Regions from separate parts of the Homo sapiens genome. Here regions 1 and 3 are each linked to region 2. The links are chromatin loops, found by intact Hi-C in ENCODE. Cell type or tissue: IMR-90. All regions are shown on one strand.

Evidence for each region. A loop is a pair of places that touch in the nucleus more often than their neighbours do. Peaks named below come from ENCODE experiments on the same cell type or tissue, not always from the same donor. Only the 100,000 strongest peaks of a DNase experiment are listed, where the experiment ranks them.
Region 1: it touches region 2 in a loop (5-fold over the local background); 2 of 110 quality-filtered maps call a loop at or near these places.
Region 3: a loop joins it to region 2, with 4 times the contacts of the local background. A loop is called at or near these places in 16 of 110 quality-filtered maps.

Annotation. Positions count from the first base shown.
Region 1 is chr5:135,547,167-135,555,166 of GRCh38, forward strand. No RefSeq gene overlaps it. Among named protein-coding and RNA genes, the nearest start is that of NEUROG1, 15 kb to the left of the region's middle. In IMR-90, CTCF peaks have their summits at 4,868 (motif pointing left) and 6,861 (motif pointing right); a DNase peak (open chromatin) is centred at 4,835; H3K4me3 peaks cover 285 bases; H3K27me3 peaks cover 4,471 bases.
Region 2 is chr5:135,351,339-135,359,338 of GRCh38, forward strand. MACROH2A1 (macroH2A.1 histone) reads right to left here. Exons shown (of 9, transcript NM_138610.3): 6 at 1,608-1,707. Among named protein-coding and RNA genes, the nearest start is that of MACROH2A1, 44 kb to the right of the region's middle. In IMR-90, no CTCF peak of the experiment used is centred here; DNase peaks (open chromatin) are centred at 3,093 and 5,363; H3K27ac peaks cover 1,777 bases.
Region 3 is chr5:135,421,325-135,429,324 of GRCh38, forward strand. No RefSeq gene overlaps it. Among named protein-coding and RNA genes, the nearest start is that of DCANP1, 22 kb to the right of the region's middle. RefSeq lists an enhancer at 4,834-4,883. In IMR-90, a CTCF peak has its summit at 4,962 (motif pointing left); a DNase peak (open chromatin) is centred at 4,967.

The DNA of each region.
Region 1 (8,000 bases), 200 kb after region 2:
TGAGTGCTGGGAAAAAAGATGCCTGTGGGTGGAGTCTACAAAGGTGACCTCTCCACATCTGCCCGCAGACTACCCCTTTTTCTTCTGCACCACCCTTTTCCGTACCCTCAGTGCTTGGCAGTGCCTAGCTTTTTCCAGGTGCCTGTTTGCATGAGCACTGGGAGTGCCCAGGGCCAGGATGCTCAGTGTCAGTCCCTCTTCTTGACTTCATCATCATCACCATCATCATTCATATCCTTTGAGTATAGTTGACGCTCAAGGGATATTTGTGGAGGGAATGGATTTGTGCATGGGCACCAGGTGTTCATGCCTGCATGGGTGCTGACATGCATGGATACATGCGTGCACATACATAGCTCTTCCTCACCTTAAGGGGAGAAGAGAAGGGCATGGGGTGTTGGATTGCACCACTTCTCCAGGATTACTCCACCTCCTATAACCTGAGAGTTGGCCCACAAGTTGGCACCAGCAGCCCCAGGCCCTCTGTGATGGGTGCTCAGCACTTGGCTAGAAGAGGGCTTGCTGGGTGGGTGTTCATTCACCCATTCTGTGGTTGTGTGACTTTAGGAGATAAAAGTGGAGTGGGATGGGAAATGGAGGCACCGTAATCTGTGGAGGAGAGGTCCCTAATTACCCCTGCTGCTGGTGGGCGTCAGGCAAGGGCAGATAGAAACCCTGGCCACGCCTTTGCTGCTGCGGATCACTCCCATGGCCACAGTTAGTTGTCACCAAGCTGTGCCAAAGCCCTGGCCACATGATACTCTTTCTGCTCCCTCAGACGCCTCCAGCCTCTTCTCTGGACACTGAGGGAGAGAGAAGTGGGGAGTTGTCACGGTGACAATACCAGCTCTCAAAACCACAAGCTGCTCACCGCAACACCTGCTACCACCCAGAGAGGTGTCCTGGAGTGGGATCTGGGAGGTGGCTCTCTTAGGGTTTGGCACAGGGTGGGGTGAGAGTGCTGGGAACCTAGCAGGACCAGATTTTCTGCTAATTTGAGGGCTACGCAGAAAACTTTGTTTAGAAAAGCAGGAATCTTTCTAGAACATCCCAGTCTTCCTTCTTTCTGGCTTTAACAAATATGTCCCAGGTGCCTGTTTGCATGAGCACCAGGAGTGCCAGTGTCAGTCCTGCTTGACTTCCTGACTCCATCATCAGCATCACCATTCAGATTTGTATAAAACCATTTGTAAACTAGTTTTGTGAGGGAGACACTCAGCTAAGCCCTCAGTATGTGGATTATATTAAATCCAGACACAAACCTGTGACTGGTGTATTTTGTCTGCCTTTAAAATATGGGGAGACTGAGGCTTGAGGAAGTTAAGACTCATGTCCAAGGTCATAGGGCCAGCAGGCAGCAGAGCCCGGGATGGAACTCAGGGCTCTCTGGCTTCAGTGCCCATGATCTTCACCATTCACCATCCTCCTTCTGCCCCATTATGTAAACACCTGCTCTGTGGCCAGCTCCAGCAAGGTGCTGGGGCCGTGGGGATGGAAGCCGTAGTCCCACTCTGTGAGGGAGGGCAGTCCTCAGCTGTGGAGGTGGGTAGGGCTCTGTGGGGAAGGTGGAGAAGGTCTGTGCTTGTCTGCGGGTTGGCTGCTCTTGTGGGGAAGGGCCCTGACTATGGGCACACAGGGGACATTGCTGTGTTTGGAGCTGGTCTCTGTTCCTGTTATCTTGGTGAGAATTGGGAGGTCTGGGTTCCCTCTGCTACCTGGAAAAAATCCCTTTTTGAGCCTCATCTTCTGAATGTCAAAAAGAGATGATGAGGGTGGGAGGTGGAGGGGTATAAAGGCATCCTCCAGGGACTTGGAGACCAGCTAGAGATCTCCAGGATCCTGGGAGCAGCACTGCCTTCAGCTGAGATCTTGGGGAGGCAGCTCCATGTGTGATATTAAACTATCTGCTCTCCAATCTGTTTTCCCTACCCACACAGGGGGTCGAGTTTATGAGGGGCCCAGAGAACTAAATGGGCAGTTTCTCTAAGCAGTGGAGGGAACATTCGGTTTGGTGTGGCATTCATGGTTCTAGAGTTTGTGGGCTGTCCTGAGCTTCTTGTCTCTATGTTCCTGCAGAACTCAGCATGACCTTGGCACCAAGAGACCCTAGGTAGCATATGTTTATAGATTCAGAAGTTGTTCATTCAGTTCTTTTATTCATTCATTGCCATGCTGTTTAATCAACTTTTTCTGGGTAAAAGATCACTTAAATTCCCCACCTAAAACCCTTCAAAAGTTTTTCATTACACTTAGAATACCTCTGTGTCTTCATTTTAAGTGTGATTAACAAGGCTCTGGATTACCTGACCCCTGCTGACCTGGGAGGGAGGTGGTATCTCAGCCTCATCTCCAGGTCCTCCCCCTTTGCCCTCTGAGCTCCAGCACACTGGCCTTCTCTGCGTTTTTCACACTCCCCGGGGCTTTGCACTCGTGCTTCCTCCTGCCTGGAGTGCTCCCTGTATTGCTCCTTCTCAGTCTCCAGGTCTGGCCTCAGAAGCCCTCCTGATCCTGGCCAAAGCCACCCTTCTGGCCCCAGCAGTCACCCCCATCGCATCACACTGCCTCCACTAGCAAGTCAGCTGGGAGCAGTTTATATATTTGTTTACCTGTTCCTTGTCTGCCTCTTCTACTAAACTGAGAATTCCACATGGTGGCAGTACCTTGTTTAGCTTATTACCTCATGTTCCCAATGTCTAGAACAACTTTTGCCACGTAAGAGGTGCTCAGTATGTTTTGTCGTTGAATGTGGACATGGATCTAACGTGTTTTAAATGATAAAGTGACTGCCCTGCCATGACATATGGAAGCTGGGAAGCTCCAGTCAAATCTGTCTGAAGGGGAGAATGAAGCCTGTGTGAGTGATTTGCTCCACATTTGTGAAGCTATGTGCTTCTAAGTGGGGTGTGTCCAAAGTGAACATGGGGCATGAGGATGTTTTCTGACTTGGTGGACAGAATATGGAAGACCTGACTTCCATAGGGTGATTTTGTGTCAAGCATGCACCCATGGGAGTCTCTGAATCATATTGTGTGTGCTCAGAGGAACCCTCTGCACTTGCCAGAGTAAATATGTCTTTTCATTGTGAAAAACAGCCATGCAAGCAGCTTCTCACAATGTAGGAAAAGACATGAACAGGGTTTCCAGTCCACATCAGAATGCTCACCAGGGCCAGGGAAGAGGAGGGCCTCCTCAGAGTGAGAGGGCACAGAGCAGTGGCTGAGTGCGGGGCACACCTGGGTCACAGCATCAGCAGCAAGAGGCCTGGAACTGGCTTTAAGGAAAGCCACTTGTGAGCGCACCTCCATCATTCCCAGGAAGCACCCTGAGGTATACTTGGGGTGGGGGAGTGTGAGGAGCTCTGGCCCCATTCTAAGTCCTCAGCAGCCCTCTGAGTTGCTCCCCAGCACTCTAAGTCCTGGCTCTTCCCCGTGAGCACTGGTGGTGGGTCAGCTGAGGGCTGGTGGGAAAAGACTCCACTCCTGCCATCAGAGAGGTGGTGGTTGGCCTGGGGACAGGAGGAAAACAGGAGCATGCCAAGGAGCCAGTGAACGAGATGCAGCTCTGCTTACACATGGCCATGCACTCACCTGACACCCGCCAGCCACTGATGCGCCTCCCAGGGGCCGGGGTCACCATGTGAGGTGCTGGGAAACTGGAGAAAACTTCATGGAGCTGCTGTCATGGAGCTCACATTCCCATGAGAAAACAGACCCCAGTCACATAAATACACACTTCTGATCACAGCAGGTGGCAGCAAGTGCTAAATGTACAGGGTGACATTGTGGGGAAAATCAGGAGAGACCTACCGCAGCTGGGGTGGCAGGGAAGAACTCTGAGATGACTTGAAGCTGAGACCTTGAAGGATGAGAAGGAGCCAGCCATGGGGTAAGCTAGAGGGAGAGCATTCCAGGCCGGGCACTAGCAGGTGCAGACTCTGGAGCAGGAACGAGCTTCTAGTGTGGGAAGAACTGTGGAGGACCAGTGGGTATTAAGAAAGCCTTGCCTTGAATCCCAGCACTTTGGGAGGCTGAGGTGGGCAGATCACCTGAGGTCAGGAGTTCAAGACCAGCCTGGCCAACATAGTGAAAACCCGTCTGTACTAAAAATACAAAAATTAGCCCGGCATCGTAGTGGGCGCCTGTAATCTCAGCTAGTTGGGAGGCTGAGGCATGAGAATCACTTGAACCTGGGAGGTGGAAGTTGCAGTGAGCTGAGATCGCGCCACTGCACTCCAGCCTGGGTGACGGAGTGAGACTCCATCTCCAAAAAAAAAAAAAAAAAAATAGCTTTCAGGAGCACAGGAGCAGGATGCAGAGACAATTTTGAACAGACTATGCATAGCCACATAACATGGACAAGAACAAGTGTCTGCTGAGCACTTACCATGTGCCTAGCGCTGTGCAGATGTTGCACACAGCGTCTCATTTCCTCCTCACACCAACTCCACAAGGTGTGTGCTGTTACACTCCTTATTGTGCTGAGGGCAATGGAAGCTCAGACAGGTGGAGTCAGTTGCTAGAGGCCATTGAGTGGTGGCATCGAGTTTGGAACATAAGTTTGATTCAAGAGGCCAAGTTCATAACCACTAGGCGATTCTGTCTCCGATTCTGTCTCCCCGTATATAGGGCAATACAAACTGCCACACACCTGCTCAATGGAATGGGACGGAAGAGGGTGATACCAAAGAAAATTGCAGTGAGGACCTTGGGCTGTTGGAGGGATTGTGTAGAAAGCTGTGTGGACAATCACACGAACAAAAGTCATCATTGAAGCCACATCCCACCCTCAGGAGTTTGCTCTCTCAGGAGGCGGCATCCAGCAGAGCTAGCGGCCTTAGCTGTCCAGAGGTGGAGAACAACGCCACCTGTTGGTTGAATAAGATATGGCCGCACAACAACTTGGCATTGATCTGTCACCCATGAAGTGTTTATTAATCATCCATTGGGTACAGGACCCACAGCACTGGGCTGTATGTATAAGACTGTGGGAAGAGAAGTGGGATGAGAGGTGAGGGGAATGCAGGAGAACTTGGAAGCACAGCTCTGCCGCGCAGAACCGAAAGGTGTGAGTTGGAGCCTGGGCCGCCCATTTCTGTCCTTTCTTGTGGGTGCCTAAAGATCTGTGAAAATAAACTGAAGGAGAGCGGAAGAAGTGAGGGACCTGGATTGGCCTGAGAAGCTTAGAGAGGCTCCATCAAAGAGGCAAAACCTGAGCAAGCAAGGACTTGGAAAAGCAAAATGGTATTTCTGCACACCTGTGAAATGATGTATGTACAAGCTATTTGCTGCAATGTTATTTGAAATATAAAAGTTGGGAATGGCCCATGTGTCCATCAGTAGAGGTGTGGGAGAATAAAGTATGTAAAAAATGAGCAGGCTCTTTATGCGTTGATATGGAAAAGTCTCCAAGGTGTATTGAAAAAGCAACAACACAGCCAGTTTCTCTCCACCTCAATTCCAAAGAGGTGGCTTTTGCTGCTTATTTTACAGGGGGAGAGGTCACAGTGTAGTTGGTAAGGTCCCCTGATCTTCTGCCTATACCCTGCCTCCATTATCTGCCACTGTCTCAGGCCTAGCCTGGTCTGTCCATATGAGCAGCTATGGCACTGCACTTTGGGTGCAGAGAATGGGGTTGGGACCATGCCTCAGTTTCCATGAAACTCAGCTTCCTGTCATGACATAAAGCATGATGGGGGGAGCCTCCTTGGCTATTGCCCCTGCTCCCCAGCTCTTATAACTAGGCTGCGTTTACCTATTTGTGAAATGAGAGGGTTGGGCAAGGTGACCTGCTGGAGGCCTTCCAGAATTTGGTCTCTACAGCCTTCGTGTTGAACACTTTGGAAAGCTTATGACACTTCTCAGAGAATGGGGTCCAATGATATTCTGGTGGGTGTGGCCTCCCCCTCTTTCTGTTACAGTAAGAATGACCTCCCTCTGAGCCTTAGCTAGAGACAGTGTGGCTTCATGGAGAGAGTATTAGACAGGGGGCTGGGGAGGGAGGGCGTTCTAGGCTGTGACTTTGCCCCTTCAGGACCTCAGTGTCTTCATCTGAGTCACTAGGAGGTGGGTGGACAGGGCCCTCCCCAGCCTTGCCTTTGTAAGAGGCATCCTTGGTTCTATGGTGGCAGGTGCAGAGGCCAAGTCCTCTAGCTCAGCTGATCCCGGTCAGTCTCTCTCCCCTTAGCCTCGAGATGAGTTTGCTAACACATCTGGTGAGAATGAGTTGGAACTCTGTATCTGTGCAAGTGTCCTGCCGATTACTCAGTAAGTGCTCCATAAAGGGAGGATAGGAGATGCAGCAAGGATGGGCTGCAATTGAAACTTTAACATTATCTCCAGGGATTTAGTGTATAAATAAAAATAACAGGCTGGAGAGAAGCCAGGTATCATACATCTCTGTTTCTAGACCACACCATATTATATTATGAATTAATATTTTTTAAGAGCCTGACAAAATCTCAGAGATCCTGTGGCAAAATCTCATTAGTTTTGCAGGAGTTCAAATCATTTATTTATTTCATGTAGACCAGAGATGTGACATTTTGCTTTGGCATTTTGTCCTCTTGAGGACCTCAGCAGATGGGCATGGCTGTTGTCTGAGGGCCATTGATGGGCTCTCTCCCAACCAGTGGGCCCAGCTGCTGGGGAGCTTCTAGAAGTTGATATGCAGCTATGATCCCAGATGGGACTTGGGCTAAACTTCCTCACCTGGCACAGCACTGAAAAGGAGTGATGGAGGAGGAAGTGAAGGTGTCCCATGAACTTTTAGGTAACGTCTTTATTTGGAGCATTTCCAAGCCCTGCATTCACTCTGGAAATCATTTGCCACTTCCAGGGAGCTGTTTGAGCAGCCACGAGGTGGAGCTCAATGCCTGCCTCCCAAGGGCTCCTCTTCATTCCCGGAAGCCTTTTCCAGACGGGGAGGGTTGGGAGGTGGGTGCAAAAGACTTGGAAAGAAAAGTGCCCAGAGGGCAGCTCACCACCCTCCCTCGCCCCTGTTCCTTGATGGGGATTGTAGAATCTCTGCCTTGAAGGGAAATCTCTTCTTGACACTCAAACCAGACCCCTTCTGCCCTGCCAAGTTAGCAGGGGTTTCCTTTCTTCTTTCTGTCCTTCCTTCCGTAAACTGAAGCTTGAAGTGGGTGCCTCATTCTCAGAGCCGATCTGGGGCAGTGTCCAGCTCCCAAGTCTACAATTTCTCCTAGTGTGAGTTTCTCTTTGTGTTGAGGTGGCTTTGGTATTTTCCTCAATGGATTGCTGCATTGCATGATTCCACGAGGCAGTTTTGTTTTTTTTTTTTTTTTTTTTTTTTTGGCAAATGTTGCTCCCTGAAGTCGTGTAAATATGGCAGTCAGTTATTGTATCCCACCAAATGGAGAACTCTGTACTTAGCAGATACTCTAAATATGTAAAGAAAGAAAATTATTGCTATTAAAAAAGACCTGCTTCCTTTTAAAAAAGAAGTATAAGCACAGGAATAAAAATCAGACATATCAAAAGAAGTATAATTAAAAGAAAGGCCAAGTGCAGTGGCTCACGCCTGTAGTCCCAACACTTTGGGAGCCCAAGGTGAGAGGACTGCTTGAGCCCAGGAGTTCCAGAAAAGAAAGTCTCCCTCTGCTGACTTCAGCTGTCTTCCCTGGAGGCAACCAGTTACTCGGGGGCTCCTCCAGAAATATATGTGCTAGAATGTGCACAGAATTGTGGGTGCTTTTTAAATTCTTAATTTATTTATTTTTGAGGCAGAGTCTCACTTTGTCACCCAGGCCGGAGTGCAATGGCGTGATCTTGGCTCACTGCAACCACTGCCTCCCGGGTTCAAGCCTGTAATCCAGCTACTCCTGCCTCAGCCTCCCAAGTAGCTGGATTACAGGTGCCCGCCACCATACCCAGTTAATTGTTGTATTTTTAGTAGAGATGGGGTTTCACTATGTTGGCCAGGCTGGTTTCAAACTCATGACCTCAGTTGATCCACCTGTCTCAGCCTCCCAAAGTGCTGGG
Region 2 (8,000 bases):
AGTCAACTTGCAGGCTTTGATTTTTATTCTTGTGACATTTACCATTTTGTCTACCTTCAAGGGATTTCTCTTGAAAACCCAGAGAACAGTATTGATATATGTAGAGGACTGCCTTTATTTTTTCCCCTCAACATATGGGCCGATCTCTATCAATATTTTTCCAGGCCCATCTCTTACTCTAGCCTATCTTATTTTTATGGTTTAATTTTTTTTTTTTTTTTTTTTTTTTTTTTTTTTTTTTTTACAGATAGGATCTTGCTGTTGCCTAGGCTGGAGTGCAGTGGCACAATCATAGCTCACTGCAGCTTCGAACTCCTGGGCTCAAGCAATCCTCCTGCCTCAGCCTCCTGAGTAGCTGAGACTACAGGCACGTGTCACCAAGCCCAGCTAAGTTTTTTATTTTTTGTAGAGATGAGGTCTCACTATCTTGCCCAGGTTGGTCTCCAACTCCTGGCCTCACTCAATCCTCCTGCCTCAGCCTCCCAAAACGCTGGAGTTACAGGTGTGAGCCACTGCACCTGGCCTTTGTATTTTAGTATAAAATGTGCTTTGGATAGAATCCTTGCTTTTTCTAGCTTGTGGCCTTTTTTTTTTTAAGTATCTGTATAAGGCAGTTGGAAAACAAGTTCAAGCTGGACACTCTTGAGTCCAGTCCTCATGTTTTCAGCCCACTGTTGCACCCAGTTCGTGTGGGTCAGGCCTGGGCCCATGGAATGAGTGTATCTCCCAGTAAGGAAGTCTGCTATCTGACAAAAACAGCAGAAGCTGAGAGCTCAAGGGATACAAAATAGATTGCAGTTGAGGGTTAGGAAGGAGGCTGCATCTGTGTGCCTATTTCCCCTGGCAAGCCTCTACATCGAAGAGCAGCAGAGCAGCCCTGTCGTGCCATTGAGCTGACAGTGCCACATATGCAAAGATAAAGCCATAGAGGCAGGACACTTGAGGGGCACCTCTCAGTCTGCCCTGAACCATCTGCCATCTTGAACAGGGAGACACCATGGCTCTGGGGCAGTTTTCCTCCATAAGAACTCACTTGGAGATATTGCCCTTCTGTTTAATACCATCCTCTAGCCAAATAATTCAAGAAGGTGGCATTCAGTCATATACTGTTTTCAGTTCTAAAGAAAAGTTGAAGTGATGGTAGTAAATTGTGGACTAAAGACAGCTTAATAGCATACTGATGTGGCCTGTCTTCTCTTTCAAGCTTTGTCATTTCTAATTAAGGTTTAAATGGAGAAACTATCATTTTGTAGTTACCTGAGATTTTTCAGTTCTAAAGTAAAAACAAAAAAACAAACAAAAACCAACACGTTTAAAAATCCCTCCCCAAGTAACCAGCAGTCAGTTTGATCATTATGGAAGAGAATTCAGATGGCAATGTATTTGCAATTGAGGAGAGAGTAGCCAATCACACTTAATGAAACAGACCGTTTACACTTGGAATGGCCTGGAGTAAGTTGATATTCAGCGTCTACACTCAAATATCAATCTTGGATTTGGAAATTTGGCTTGACCACTGTAAAGTCTGGGAAGATGAAATGCCTAAATTCTGGGTTCCATAACTTTTCATCTGACAGCTGGTGGTGCCGAACCCCGTCCCCAATTACCTAGGTCATCTTTAAGGTCAATGTCAGCATTGGTAGGATTGATTATGGCCTCCACCTCAAAGCCGGCTAAATTACTGATTTCACTGTGAATAAGGTTCAGCTGCAAAGAAAAGCATGAGGTGGGAAATAACAGGAGAGCTGGGAAGTCTCAGAGAAGGAGCCTTGGGATACAGGTAAAGGACAGTGGACACTCCAAGTGCACGAGGCACAAAAGGGAAGCAGGGAGTTGCTGGCTCAAATGAACCCATTTCAAACATAAGACTCAAATGCTGCTCGGGATGCGGGAGCAAGCAAACTAGGATGAATGTTCAGAGCCCGTGGGTGGCACCTGGGACAAAAGGAAGCACAAGCCACAGTGGACGAGGAGATCAGCTTTCCTTTAAAGGGACTTGTGATCTGGGGGCCAAAGTAAGGCAGCTATCAGGACCTAGAATGAGTACTCATTGCTGAGGGTTGGGGGCTGGTGGATGTGACTGTCCTCATCCTTGAGCACTAGGCTGGTGCTAACATCCTACCTGGCTTGGGCAAACCCCTAAGGGCTCTGCCATTGTCTTCCAAGTGACTATGGGCCTTTAAGGCTGTCCCCATCACTGTGACTGCTGGCTGGCTTCCCTGCCCTGCTCAGGGTGGCAAGAAGTGAGAATAGTCTCTTGCTTAGTAACATTTAATTTACGTGCCCATTAGTCATGTAATGCTGAAGTTCCATGGTGAAACCCAGGGGAGGAAGGTTCTCCAGCAAGACAATGTGTCTTTTAAATGGTTTTCACCTTGTTGGTCAGGTTGCTCTGAGACTCAATGGGTGGCTTATTGAGCATTTTCCTTAAGTGTTATATCCACCCAGTGAATTTGTTCTTTCTGAAGAGCCACTGAATGGGTGTCCCCCAGCCACTGTTATTCTGTTACAATGGCAACCCTGGCATCTGAGTATTCGAAGAATACTGAGTTCGAAATTCTGTCAGAGGGGCAAGGGGAATTAATGGGCCTAGGACTGCTGTCCCAGGTCCTACTATTCCCCTTGCTTTTCTTTAGGTATTGCAGGAAAGCTTGCTCTTGCACATGCTCTCACAATGACATTGCTCACTCTTCAGTAACATAAATTCCTAACACCTGCAGACAAGTGCAATGCCTGAGTAGCCCTAGCAGAGCTGGTGCTCAAGACTATGACCTAGGCCAGAATAGTGGCTGCAGTCTGCAGGGTTTACCAGGGCATGAGGCTTTGTCCAGGAGCTCACCCAGGAGAGGGCTGTGCACAAGACACTTGGCAGGGAAGCTCCTGGCAACAGAGCAAGTTGCTGCATTTCTAGGGCCAAACATTTTGTTGAAAACAAAACCAAACAACCTGGCACTCCAGAAGTATCGGAAATATAAACCCACATTTTTGATTCCCAGAAACAGTCAGATTCTCAAAGAGGGATGTGCTTACACTAAGAGTCATCCTCTGGGAGGAAACAGTTGTGGAATTAAGTTTTGTCAAACAGCCAAGGAAGAATTCTGGCCAGGGCAGTGGACTTCATTTTTGGTTAAAGACTCAGAGAAGAGGACCAAGTATTATTCATATGGACTTTCTGGGTTATTGCTCCTCGCACTATAGAGTGATTTAGAGGCCACCCACACCCTTGAAGCTGAAGGAAGCCATGGGGGTGATCTCACAAAGCGAAGCTCTCAGCAGCTCAGAGCCCTGGCACCAGGACAGAGGCACAGAAAAGAGACAGCATGGGGGCTGGGGCCTGACTGCTGCCACTGGGGAGTAGGGGTGTGGGTGGGCACAGAGTCGGGGGCCTTAGGGTAAGGCAAGTGAACTCTCAGGATTTAGAACAAGGCAAAGGATTTTACTCTATTATTTAGTTCTGCATTTGGCTCCAAGCAAATGCTATTTACAAAAACTCAAATTAAGCCAATACTCCCCACCACACACCACCAAAACACACCCCACACAGTGTGAAGAGGCAGGAGGTTGGTGAGGAAGGCAGGCAAAGGAGAAAAAGACTCGATCTACTCAGTGTAATGTGGATGTGTATGCTTTTAAGGCACCTATAAATTCCTATGTTTAAAACAATACATGTTCAATCCTTAAAATTCACGCAATTTTTTCCAATTGTATAGATGCTTCTGGTGTTATATTCAGAAATGTTTCATTGGAAAAGAAGCTATTTTGGCGGGCTCTGCTTCAGCTAGCCAGGAAGACCCCCTCAGTGGCCTGTATCTGACTCTCTTCGCGGGAGAACCACCTGCTCTGTCTAGGGGAATGGGATTCTCTGGGGGAAACTTGGATTTGCTGAAGGAAGGGAGCAGTTGCGAACAGAACTCAAGCTCATGGAGAATTCTCAGCTTCCTTTGGACTCACTACCTTCCCTTCTGACCAGAGGCATCCCCACTCTTGGAAGTGCAGACTACAGTACCTCAGGGAGCCACTACTACTCAGCATTGAGGATTTCCTGCCAACCAAGTGCTGTTTCACTCTTCACATCTGTGGATGAGGCTAGAGCTGTGATTTTCCAACTATGCTCTGCTATGCACTGGGGCTCAGCAGAAGTCCTCAGGGTATGCAGCTGAGCCACAAAAGTTTTTTTGCTGTAAAATGTGTACAAATATGTATTTTTAAACAATCTTGACTAGAAAGTGTGTGCTTGGGATGTGTGCATCAGGGGAAGAGAATGGGAAGGGGAGAAGACAAATTAATTCAAGTACTTTGGAAGGACAAATGGGTAATCAGCTTGGCAGGTGGGCCAGTGGGCAGAAGCTGACAGTGAGATGATCATGAACGAAGACAGTAGCTCCACTATACAGAAGAAAGCCCATGAGCATAGCGTGCAAATGGACCAGGTACACATGTGTCTGGACAGGCTCCCACTGTCCAGTCACAAATGAATAAGCGAGATAGAGCCAAGACAGAGGTCCAGTCCTAGGAGGCCCCAGGGTCCCCTCCCACCAGCCAGGGTCAGATCCAGTGGGGTTTATCAGCCAGAGGGGTGTGTGTCCATCTGAAGTACATGGCAGAGAAGTGGTCCTTGTGGGTTAGGAAATCAGATTTCTGGGAACTGTAAAAATTCCCAAAATTAGTCTGATTTTCTGGGAGGAATAAGGATCATTAATGGTTTCAGAATTTGAATAAGGTGACTGCTTCTTTGTACCGTCGTTAGGAAAGATGGAAAACTAAGTTTTAAACCACAGCATGAGGAATTTAAAGCAGCTATGAAGACTGTTAGCCACTGAGGAAAGTAATCATAGGGCACTGCCAGTTATAGAGCAGAAGGGGGTCCCCGCGTGGCTGCACAGTTGGCAGAAAGGGTCGTAGCCAAGGGACCTTCAAGATCCCTTCCAGCACTGGGATCCGATAATCCTAACCTCACTGGCTCTGCTGGGCCAGCTTCTGATACAAGCAGTACCCGAGTCTTCCCTGTGGTGAGGATGTCCGTGGAAACCCTTGTTCTTTACTCATGGTATATGCTCATCAGAGTATAATCTCTTTGAAGGCAGGAGTGGGTGTGGCCCCCTAACCCTGAGTGCTGCACAGTGCCTAAGCCAGTGCTGGGGTTCCCCTGGGCATGTAGAGTTAGAACTGAACATCAAACATCCTTAGATATAACTCATAAAATGACTGCCCCTGCTTGCTTTCCTTTAAGGCATTGTTAATGGAAATGCCAGAGCTCAGAAATTGAGCCCTGGGCCTGGCTTGTATCTGAGGTGGCTCAGAGCCAAGCTGTCCTCGCCTGGATGGGAGGCTGGCCCCCACCATTTAGGGCAGGGCAGGAGGCGGTCTGTCGATGATGACAGGGAAGGAGTGTCTGGATGGACATGCAGACTGCCTGACCTGACCTACTTGGCTACAGGAAATAGTACATTCCTTCTTGGTTCTTTTAAAAAAATATGATTAGAAACCCAATTTTAGTTAATGAAAGTGGCTGTTAAAGATAGTGCCTGAGTAGTATGTTAAATCTAGCCTGTAACTGTCAGATTTTGGTGTCTCTCATTTTCTCATAACAGATAAGGAAGGAAGCCTGGCTGACCACCTAAAATGCAGTTATTTTCCTGTCCCCAAAGTTCACTTCAACGAGGGGAATGGGAAGGGCAATGTCTTCCATAGGACCCTTTCCAGTCTCCTCCTGAGAGCTGTGTCTTCCCTGGGGCACACTCCAGGGCTGGCTCCTGCCCTCACAGCTGTGCTGTGTGGCTCTCCCTGCATGCATGCATGCCCAAGCTGGATTTCTCCAGAGGCCTTGGGCCGGGCAGAATCTAGTGTGTCCAGCTAGAAAGAGCCCCACAAAGATAAGGACATGGATAGATACTGCTGGATGTCCAGATGGTCGATAGCTGAGCCATTCCTTCATGGCTTTGTCAGTTTCCTAAACTGTCTCAGAAGCCAGTCCTCAGCCATAGTGGGGGGAAGGGGTGAATGGTTTTTCTCCTCACTGATGCTTCAACTTCAAGAGCTCCCTTTCTCCTCACAGTTCTTCCAGCTCCCGGGAGAAGGGTATGTGGATCAAAGGGAGAAAACCCATGGTACGTTATGCCCGCCTTGAATGGCTTGCGAGCTGGGGTTGCCATCTTGATCATTTGGGAGGTAAGGAGACTCATCACAGCCTCAGACTGCCTTCCTAACTCCTTCAAATAATACTGACTCTGACAAGGAAACTTAAATCATTTACCATTTACCATTAAGTCAGTGTTACCACTGACACATTAGACACATTAGAAATGTTTTTTCTGAAAATTTTAAAACCTCTGAAAAAAGGCTGCAAATCTTGGCTGAACACAAAGCAAAAGCATTTAGTTGACTCAGATTCACAGCACTGATTTCTTTTTTAAAACAATTCAACAATGTGTGTGAACATTGGGCAAAATCAGAGAGTAATGGCTATGATGACTCCTGAGACTTCAGTATGTGAAATACATCATTAACATCAATGGTCAGGCTCCTAAGCCTGGGCCATGCTTCCTGAGTAGCTTAGCAACCATGCCTTACAGGGCTGTAGCATGCACAATATCACCTTTCTCCACCCCAGCTTGCTTGCAATCTTCAAGCACTGGTTTCAGTGTCACAGATAGAAAAATGAGATTCATAGGACACAGGGTACCATATAGTCACCATTCTAAAGTACCCCTTTTGAAACATTTCCTAAAATCCAAGTCAAAATTAATGTCTATAATATTTTAAATGTGCTTTTTGTAAAAACTGTGTGTTAGTTTCATGATTTTTGCCTTTTTTACACTATATGCCATGATTTTCACCTGACAGTAATAGCCAATAAAAAGCCAGAAAGTAATGCTTCAAAATAATGCTCTAATGTATCAATGCTCACTCCGTCTCATGCTGCAGGGGTGTAGGATTCCAGAAAGGGCAGTTGGAACCCTAGTTTCTAACACTGGTGCTTAGGCTGACTTAAGATGCTGCTTTATTTTGGAAACATGGAGTTTATTCTGCTAAACAGTGTCTGCAGCACTAGATTTTTGGGTACCTCTTCCTGGATATGTGACTCTTGGATCATAAAGTCACAAGCACATTAAACAGGAAGGGCAGTTTCTTGGTAGCCTGGTGTTTTGTTTTCACCACTAAAAAGGGGGTGATATGGGAAAGAAGGCTAGGTGGTCTGTCTGGGTCTACATTCAGCCCCTCTTATGGCTGACCATTTTATACTGGGTGGCAGCTTAACCATTCCTTTCAAATTTTCCTTCCAAAAGTCAAGATAAGCACATTAATTTCACTGTTAAGCTAAGTTCACTGCTTTCATTCTCCATTTTTAAAAATAACATTAAATGATATGTTTGTAATTTATTATAGAGTATCAATACTTTTCTATGGCTTTTTGTATCCTCACCCTACCAACTCTGAGTAGGGAACAGTCATTATTAGCCAAAATTTTACTCTACTGTACTTTATTTTTATTCGTGTGATGCCTGGCCCTGAGACCAGATGTATCTGAAAAGGAAGAGTTGAGTTGCTGAGAGCTGACATGTTCCTGGCTCTTGGGAGAAGCTAGCAAGATGTCTGTGGTGTTTGCCCCCTCCCCTCCAGGGCTAACAAACAGAGCCCAGAGGAGGCCGTGATCCCATTTCTTTCAGAAGATCACAGCAACAAGAAGGGCATCTGCATTTTGCATGGACATTTTTACAGCCATATTTGCTGCTACTTTGGAAATATTTTAGTTCATCCAGCAAGGGAGGTATGAGGAATTCTGATCTGAGGCTGCCTTTGGAGTGGCTGGCAGGAGGTAACAAGAACATAGGCAGGGGAGAGGCCAGGGTGGGAGTGCCTAAGGGCAGAGTGGGGAAAAGAGGGAGAAGGTGACCCCAAGGGCTGAACTGCTCTGTATTTCAAATGGAAGTAATGTGGATGGGTCACGTTAACTTTCAATACATTACCCAAGGAATATGTTACAGGGGTGAAAGTAGACC
Region 3 (8,000 bases), 70 kb after region 2:
ATTTTTATAAGTTGTCTGATTTTTCTAGGTCATTTTAGCAGGAGCGTTGCCTTTCCACTATCTACTTTGAAATTTAAAAAGTGGAACTCTTTGAGTTTAATTTGCTGTCATAATTTTAACTTCCTAGGGATAGATGCTCATTCCTCTTTTCCCTTATATGAATCCTAGGGTATACATTTCTCTCTAAGTCTGGGTTTACTGTATCCCATAGGTTTTAGTATGTTGTATTTTTATTGTTATTCAGTTAGTTTCTTCTTTCCACTGTGATTTCTTCTTTGACCCATGATTTACTTAGAAGTATATTGCTTAATTTCCAAATATTTGAGGATTTTCTAGTAACTTTGTTATTTATTTCTAGCTTAATGCCACTGTGGGTAGAGAATATCTTCTGTGTGATTCCAGTTTTTTGAAATCTGTTTAAATTTGCTTTGCGGCTTAATGTATGTTCAATATTGGCAAATTTTCATGTGCAGTTAAAAAGAATGTATATTTATTCTTTCACTGCTGGGAGGTCATACTCTAGATATGTTGATTAGATCAACTTTTTAATCATATTGTTCAAATCTTCTAAATGCTTGCTTATTATTTTCTGCTTGTTTTATCAATTACTGAGAGAAATGTATTTAAATCTTCGCCCATTTAATTGTAGATTTGTCTTTCCTTTTAGTTTTGTGAATTTTGCTTTTTATATTTTGAACCTATGAAGTGCATACAAATTGGGAATTGTTGTATATTTGTGGTAGATTGATCCTTTAAACATACATTACTCCTTTTTATCTCTAGTAATGCTTTGTTTTAAAGTCCCCTTAGCTACATCAACCTTTTAAAAATTAATGTTTGAATTAAATTTTTTTTACCCAGTTATTTTAAAGTAATTCTGTATCCTTATATTTAAGTATATATTTAAAGCAGGTTTTGGTTGTCAGTGCTATTGTATCTAATCTAATTACACTTTTATTTTGAGCACTTTCTTCATTTATGCTTAATTTTATAACGTATTTGGGTTTCAGCATTATAACTTACTCTTTATTTTCTACTTGTTTCACCTCTTTTAAGCTCGACTTCCTTTCTTACTCCTTTTTGTATTATTTTTATATTATATTATTATAGCTTTCTTCTTTATTAGTCATTAGTTACATTCTACTGGTGATGAACCTAGAGATTACAGTATGCATTTTTGATTTATTAAAATCTAATATAAATGAATATTTTTACAATTTTCCAGACAATGCAAGGATTTTAGAACATCCTAGCTCCATTTATTCCCTTTGTGTGCTATTATTGTTGCATATTTTAATTACATGCATAATTGTATATGCTTATATTTATTAAGATTTAATATGTAAATAATTTAATTAATAATTTATAATTAAATCATATTATAACAAATAACACATGTATTATGATTTAATATATAAATCATAATACATGTGTTATTTGTTATAATATGATTTAATTATAAATAATATCAAACATATTTATAATCCCCCCAAGACGTTATTATTGATGTTTTCAACAGTGAAAATTTATTTGGATTTACCTGTTTATCTTATTTTTAAATCAAAGTTTTATTTTAAATAGTTTTGAACTTACAGAAAAGTTGAAAAGATAGTACAGAGAGTTCCATGTATATTGGACCCAACTTCCCCCATGGTTAAAAATTTACATTATTATGGCACATTTGTAACAACTAAGAAAACAGCATTGGTGCATAACTCTTAACTAACCTCCGTACTTTCTTTGGATTTCATTAGTTTTCCCTAATGCTCTTTTTCTGCCATATCATATTCAGCCTTTGTGTCTCCTTAGGCTTCTTTGGTCTGTGACAATCTCTGACTTTCTTTGTTTCTCCAAATTCTCAGACCTTGAGAGTTTTGAGGAGTACTGGTGGTTTGTAGAATGTCCCTCAGTTTGGGTTTATCTGATGTTTTTCTCATGGTTGGGGGAAGAAGACCAGAGGTGAAGTGCCAGTCTTATCACATCATATCAAGGTACACGCCATCAACATGACTCATCACTGATTATCCCAGGGCTGAGATAGTGCTGGCGAGGTTTCTCCTCCATAAAGCGAGTGTTTTCCGCCTCTTTGTACTCTATTTTTAGGAAGCAACTCAATGAGCATGGCTTACATTTGAAAGTGGAGAGGAGAGTGAAGTCCACCTCCTGGAGCAGGGAGTAGCTACATAAATTATTTGGAATTCCTTGATTTATTTATTCAATAATTTGTATCAGTATGGCTTCATGGATATGTATTTTACACTTGGGGTTATAATCCAATACTGTAATTTCATGTTGCTGAAATTGTTCCAGATTTAGCTGTTGAGAGCTCTTGCGGGTTGGCTCTTGAGTCATGTCCCTATGGTTTTGCTTTTTTTGAGCACTTCCTTATTTTCTGGTACTACAGGATGAGCTTCAGGCCCAGCCTTAGAATCAGCCATTTCTCCAAAGATCCCTGCGTGCTTTTACCAGAAACCAAGATTAGGGCACTGGGCATCCTCACTGTTGCTAGAACATCATCGCTCCTAGGCCCTCTCAGTAGACAGAGCTAGGAAGTATATGTACATATGTAATAACCCACATATATATTTATATACATACATGTCTGCAATTATTTCTGTCTCTCTCCATCTGTATCTATTTTAAGCTACTCATGAGTTCATACTGCTGTCTGCACTAATCTACAACCACATGCTTCATTCCAGCCTTCCCCACATGCGTCTCTGCAACCTCTAGCTCTAACAGTGGGAAACCTGGCTTCCACCCCCTCTCTCTGTTTCATTTACTCATTTGTTCATTCCCATCATATATGTGCAGCAGGTTCAGAATTGTTAACCTATATCCCTGTGAGGAACAGCTTCACTAGTAAAGTTTCTTATTTCTGCGCAGTTCCTTTTGTCATTAATCTTGCAGTTTCCAATCAAAACACCATTTTCCAAACATTTTGATATTTCTTTGTCATAAATATTTTGCATTAATTTTGATTTTTAAAATATTGCAATTATAGATTATTTATGACAAGTATTAAGTTTTTTTTGAGCCCCCTTGCATTTTGCACCCAGAGGGAGTCCCTCACTGGACTTTATCTTAGTCTTGCCTTTCCAGGGGCAGATCTCCATAATCCAATCAGAGATTGAAATGATTTAATATTGGAAGCTAGATTTGGCTAGAGTTGGTCTAGTTCTGGTCCACTCGTTGTATCAAATACCTCTTACATTCTTTCTCAGATCCTATGAGTTTCGCCTGTCTTTAGGGCTATTGGTTACCTGTTCAGCCCTGGCCAACACAAGGGTTACTGACTCTGAAAAAGGCATTCAAGTCAGCATTATTCTAACACATGAGTCTGCTGTGAAGTGTCTCTGGCTTCCCCTACAGCTTTTACACCCAGATGTAAAGGGTGTGGGATATGTCTGTCTTGGCACTGCTAAAGGGATTGGCGTATAATATGGAAATGTAGGAGTTAACCCTCTATGGAGTGAACTTTTACTCTAGGGGACAAGAGATGCAAGGCACTGGCAGGAAAATTCTCAACCTGCATACCCTTGGAAGGACTGTTCAGAGACACATAGCATTTCCCATGAAATGGAGCAGTCAGCTGTGATTGTTGTAAAGCTCAGTGATCCACTTCCTTATATATGTTCATCCTACTCTGCTTCACTCACCTTTCTTCCTCACTCCAGCTTCCCTGCAATTGTATTTCCTAGGAAGCATGCAAGCTTTTTCTTTGGGCTCTGCATTCTAGGAAACCTGGGCCAAGATTCTCTTATTCCTATGCTGTAGATATTCGAGATCCCAGCTTAAAACCTGAGCTGCTTATCATAGCCTCTCCTGATTGGCAAATCTTGAATTCTAATTTTTGTACCTGCACCCAGGTGAGAGATGGCCAAAAGTTCTTCTCAGCTTCTCAGCTGGACCTTTCTGACCAGCTTTTCAACCAAAAAGTTTGAAATGGCAAATATCCCAAGGAGAAGGACTGCTGAAAATTGGGCTTCCTTGGCTGGGCGTGGTGGCTCACGCCTATAATCCCAGCACTTTGGGAGGCCAAGACCAGGAGTTCAAGACCAGCCTGGCTAACATGGTGAAACCCCATCTCTACTAAAAATAAGAAAACTAGCAGGGCATGGTGGTGGGCACCTGTAATCTCAACTACTCAGGAGGCTGAGGCAGGAGAATCGCTTGAACCCGGGAGGTGGAAGTTGCAGTGAGCTGAGATTACGCCATTGCACTCCAGCCTGGGCAACAAGAGTGAAACTCTGTCTTAAGAGAAAAAAAAAGAAAGAAAGAAAGAAGGAAAGAAAGAAAGAAGAGAAAATTGGGCTTCCTTCTCCCCTAGATCTTGCTTCTGGAGGTCTGTCATTACTCTTCAATGCCATCACACAGATTAAATGACATATTTTTGTCCTTTTCTAGTTATTTTCAGCTAAAGGCTTGGCCTGGAAAAAAGCTAGCTCCCCATTCTAGGAAGCAGAACTCTCAACCCTTGGTTTTAACAGGAAACCACAGGGTAATGCTGGAGAAACTGCTGTTTTCTTGTAGACTCTTGCAGGCCCCAGACCCAACAGAGAACAAAATGGGGCCTGTCCCGTTGTGTGCCTGTCTTCTTCTTTCTGTTTTTTCTCAGTGTCTTCATTTTCTAACAGCTCTACGTGTTTGGATGTTTTGGTAGGTGGTAGCTTGAGCACATTTTTTCCTTGCCTTATGCAAGCAGGTCTTTCAGCTGGAGAATTTTTATACGTGTTGGAAAAATATGGGCAGAGTTAGTTGTGAGGACAATTGCAAAGGAGATGGAAGCTGGGGGGTAGGTGTGAAAGGAGCTTTCTGTGCTGTCTCCCATCCTATTGTTCGGGAACCTGTCCACAATTCTAGTGTCTGCCTCTGGCCCCTTTCTATAAATGTTGACTCCATTTCTCACTGTCATGAGGATTCAGGTATTATGTGCACCAGCTATTACATAGTATCGCCCTCTGGTGGTACAGAACTGTTAGCCCCTGTATTAAAGGGGTCCAGAACGTTGCTATTACATGCTCTTTGTCAACAAGGGAGGAGACAGAACAATAGTTTTTTAAAAAGGACTACCAAATCTCACATTTTATAAGAATGAATCTTTCTCCATTGATCTGCTGCCCTAATGACCTGGGAAAGAGGTGAATTGCCCTTGTTAAAACTGTTTCTGATTTATGAGTCAATAGGTAACAGGCAAGAGGCCACTGTAGCTTCTCAGATTTTTAAAAATACTTTGGGGCTGACTTTAGGTTGAGAAGATTATTTGCCTAATTTTAGAATGGCTCTTGTATTATTCAGAGTAGGCCAACTGCTGCCACAAATAAGTTATGCATTTCGATGCTTTGCAAAATAAAGTTTATGTCTTGCTCATGCAGTGACCCATCATAGGTCTTCCTGGTTAGGTAACTCTCCTATGTTGCTCTCCTCCATGTGATGTCATAGGGACACAAGCTCCTCCTAGCTAATGGCTCCACTCTTCTTAAGGCTTCAGAGAATTTTCTATTTACTCAGTAGATTGAAAAAGGCAATCAGGGGTTGTACAAGGGAGTGTTTATGGGCCAGACTTGGAATTTGCATCCATCACGTCTGCCCACTTTGGGCATTCTATTGGCCAGAATTCAGTCTTATGGTTGTGCCTACGTGAAGGGGAGGCTGGGAAGTGTAGTCTAGCTGGTTGCCCAGGAGGAAGATGTAGTTTGTAAACAACTATTAAGTCTCTGCCACAGGTGTCATTTGTGTGGGTGCATTTCTGCCTCGTGAAGTAAAGTAAAAGGAATGTCTCAGCTTCTGTCAGAGCCCTTGAACCTTCTTGGCCTTTTCATCTCCAAGTCTACTTAATTCTGGAGTTGACAGCAGCACTGGATACAGTTTTTCAGCCTCTTGAGATTAGAGGAAGATACCTTTCAATTAAAACATGGGAATATTTTTCTGGTCCTGGGGAAGGTGTACAGCCAACATTATTTTTAAGTAAGATTTTTTTTTTAATTGAAGCATGACATAATACAGAAAAATACAAAAAAAAAGTAAGTGTCCAGCCCAATGAACTTTCACCAGGTCAGTATAGCCAGGTAACTCTCATCCAGGTCGAGAAATGGAACATTACCACTGTCTCCAAAGCTGCCAGCAAGGAAGGGCAGGTAGAGGGGTTCTCGGTGATCAGAGGAATTCAAGGGGTGCTCAGTTGCTGGCCCATTATTTTGGGCTATAATGCCTCTTTTTAAAAATGTTAGCACCAAAGTTGAAGCGAGGATGAAGAGGCCTGGGTTATGCCCTCCCCGATCCCAGCCATGGGAATTATCTTTGGCAGGGTACCTTCTTAGAGTCTCTGCTTCTCCATCTGTGCAATGGGAAGGTTGGACTAACAAGCCATTAAGGTTTCTCAAGCTGGAGCAATGTGGTTTCAGGACTTGCCCCAAGTCTCACAGGACGAGGTGCAGTGGGGAACTGCACGATGGATCTGGAAGCAATCACTGGTAGAGAGAGATGGCCTAGCCCCAGGTGGTTCCCGGGCCTGCTGGAGCCCACTCCACTGAGTTCTCCAGACTGGAGTCAGGGGAGTCGGTGACCATGGCTCTGCCACAAACAGTTTCCACCCAACTGGTGGTCAGCCTTTTTGGACTAGTCCAGGTTTTTGTGTGCTCTGAGAGGCTGCCAGAACTTGTAAGGTCAGGGAGGTATAGACATGGCCAAGGGCTAAGAATTTCAGAATATGGACTGAAACAGACTCAGGGGCCAACTCTGGCTTTACCACAGATGGTCTGTGTCATAGTGGACAAGTCATTCTACCTCTCTGAGACGCAATCTCCTCGTATGAAATTCAATGGAGATAGTTGCCTCCTTCATAAGTTGTTGTGTGGATGAAATGCCCTAATCCATGACACCTAAATGCCAGTAAGACTAAATTGTGAGTGTTGCTCTTCCATGCTTGTCCTCCAACAATGATGCTGTAAAGCTCCCCAGGCTGCCCATGGCTGGGGCTCCAGAACCTGGAGCCTGGAATAGGGATCTAGGGGAAAACAGGTTTGCTCTGCACCTAAATCCAGACTAGACCCATTTATTTTCTCTCACCCTCTTTACCCCCTCTCCCCTCATACTGGAACAATTCATTTGTCACAATTGCCCTAGTCGAGTCATTATCTCTAAAATTCAGAATAATCCACTGGGAATTTAATCAGATCAAATAATAACCATCCAATATAATTATAATTAAAAGGAATGCTTAGAACATGTAGTACGCTTTTTCTCCTAAATTCTCTGGAAAGCAATGGGAAGATCAGGCTTCAGAGTCCTACAAACTTGGGCTCAAGTAATGGCTCCACTACCAACTGGATGATCCTGAGCAAATGACTTAATCTCTCTGGACTCAAATGAAAAATGGGGCTGCAAGGTCTTCTAATTCTCACTTCTACTCTCCTTCCTTGGGCAGCCTGGAAAGCTTTCCAGACTCCCTTGCAGCTAGGGCTCTGGCTGGAAATAAATTCCACTAGTCATGGTTCTTGTGAGAGGTCTATAAGGCAGAACTGAGGGACACCTTCTTCCTCCCTCTGAGGTTGCTGGTAAACTTGGTTGTGGTGAGTTTAGAGGCAGCCAAGGAAGATGGTCACTAGCTTCAAGGGTGGGAGAAGTAGTCGTGACAGTAGCTCTGGTGGCAGCTACAGCAGCTTCCTGATAGCTCAGCTGTGTGATGTGTCCACATATCCAACTGCTCATTGTCACCCCCCTGCACATGCTCCTCCAGCCCTAACCACAATCTTATAAACATTTGATTCCCTCTATGAAAATCCTCTTTTGCTTGAAATACTTAGAGTGACTTCTGTTTCTTACACTGAACTTGACCAACACGGGGTGATAATACTGCTAATTTTTCAGGATCATGAGGATTAGGCAAGCTATTAAATGTAAAATACCTGTTGCAGAAGGAGCGCTCAGTCAATAGTAGTCACTAATCATTACAAGAAGACTAACTGTGTACAGAACCAGTCCTGTAAATTGCATCTTGC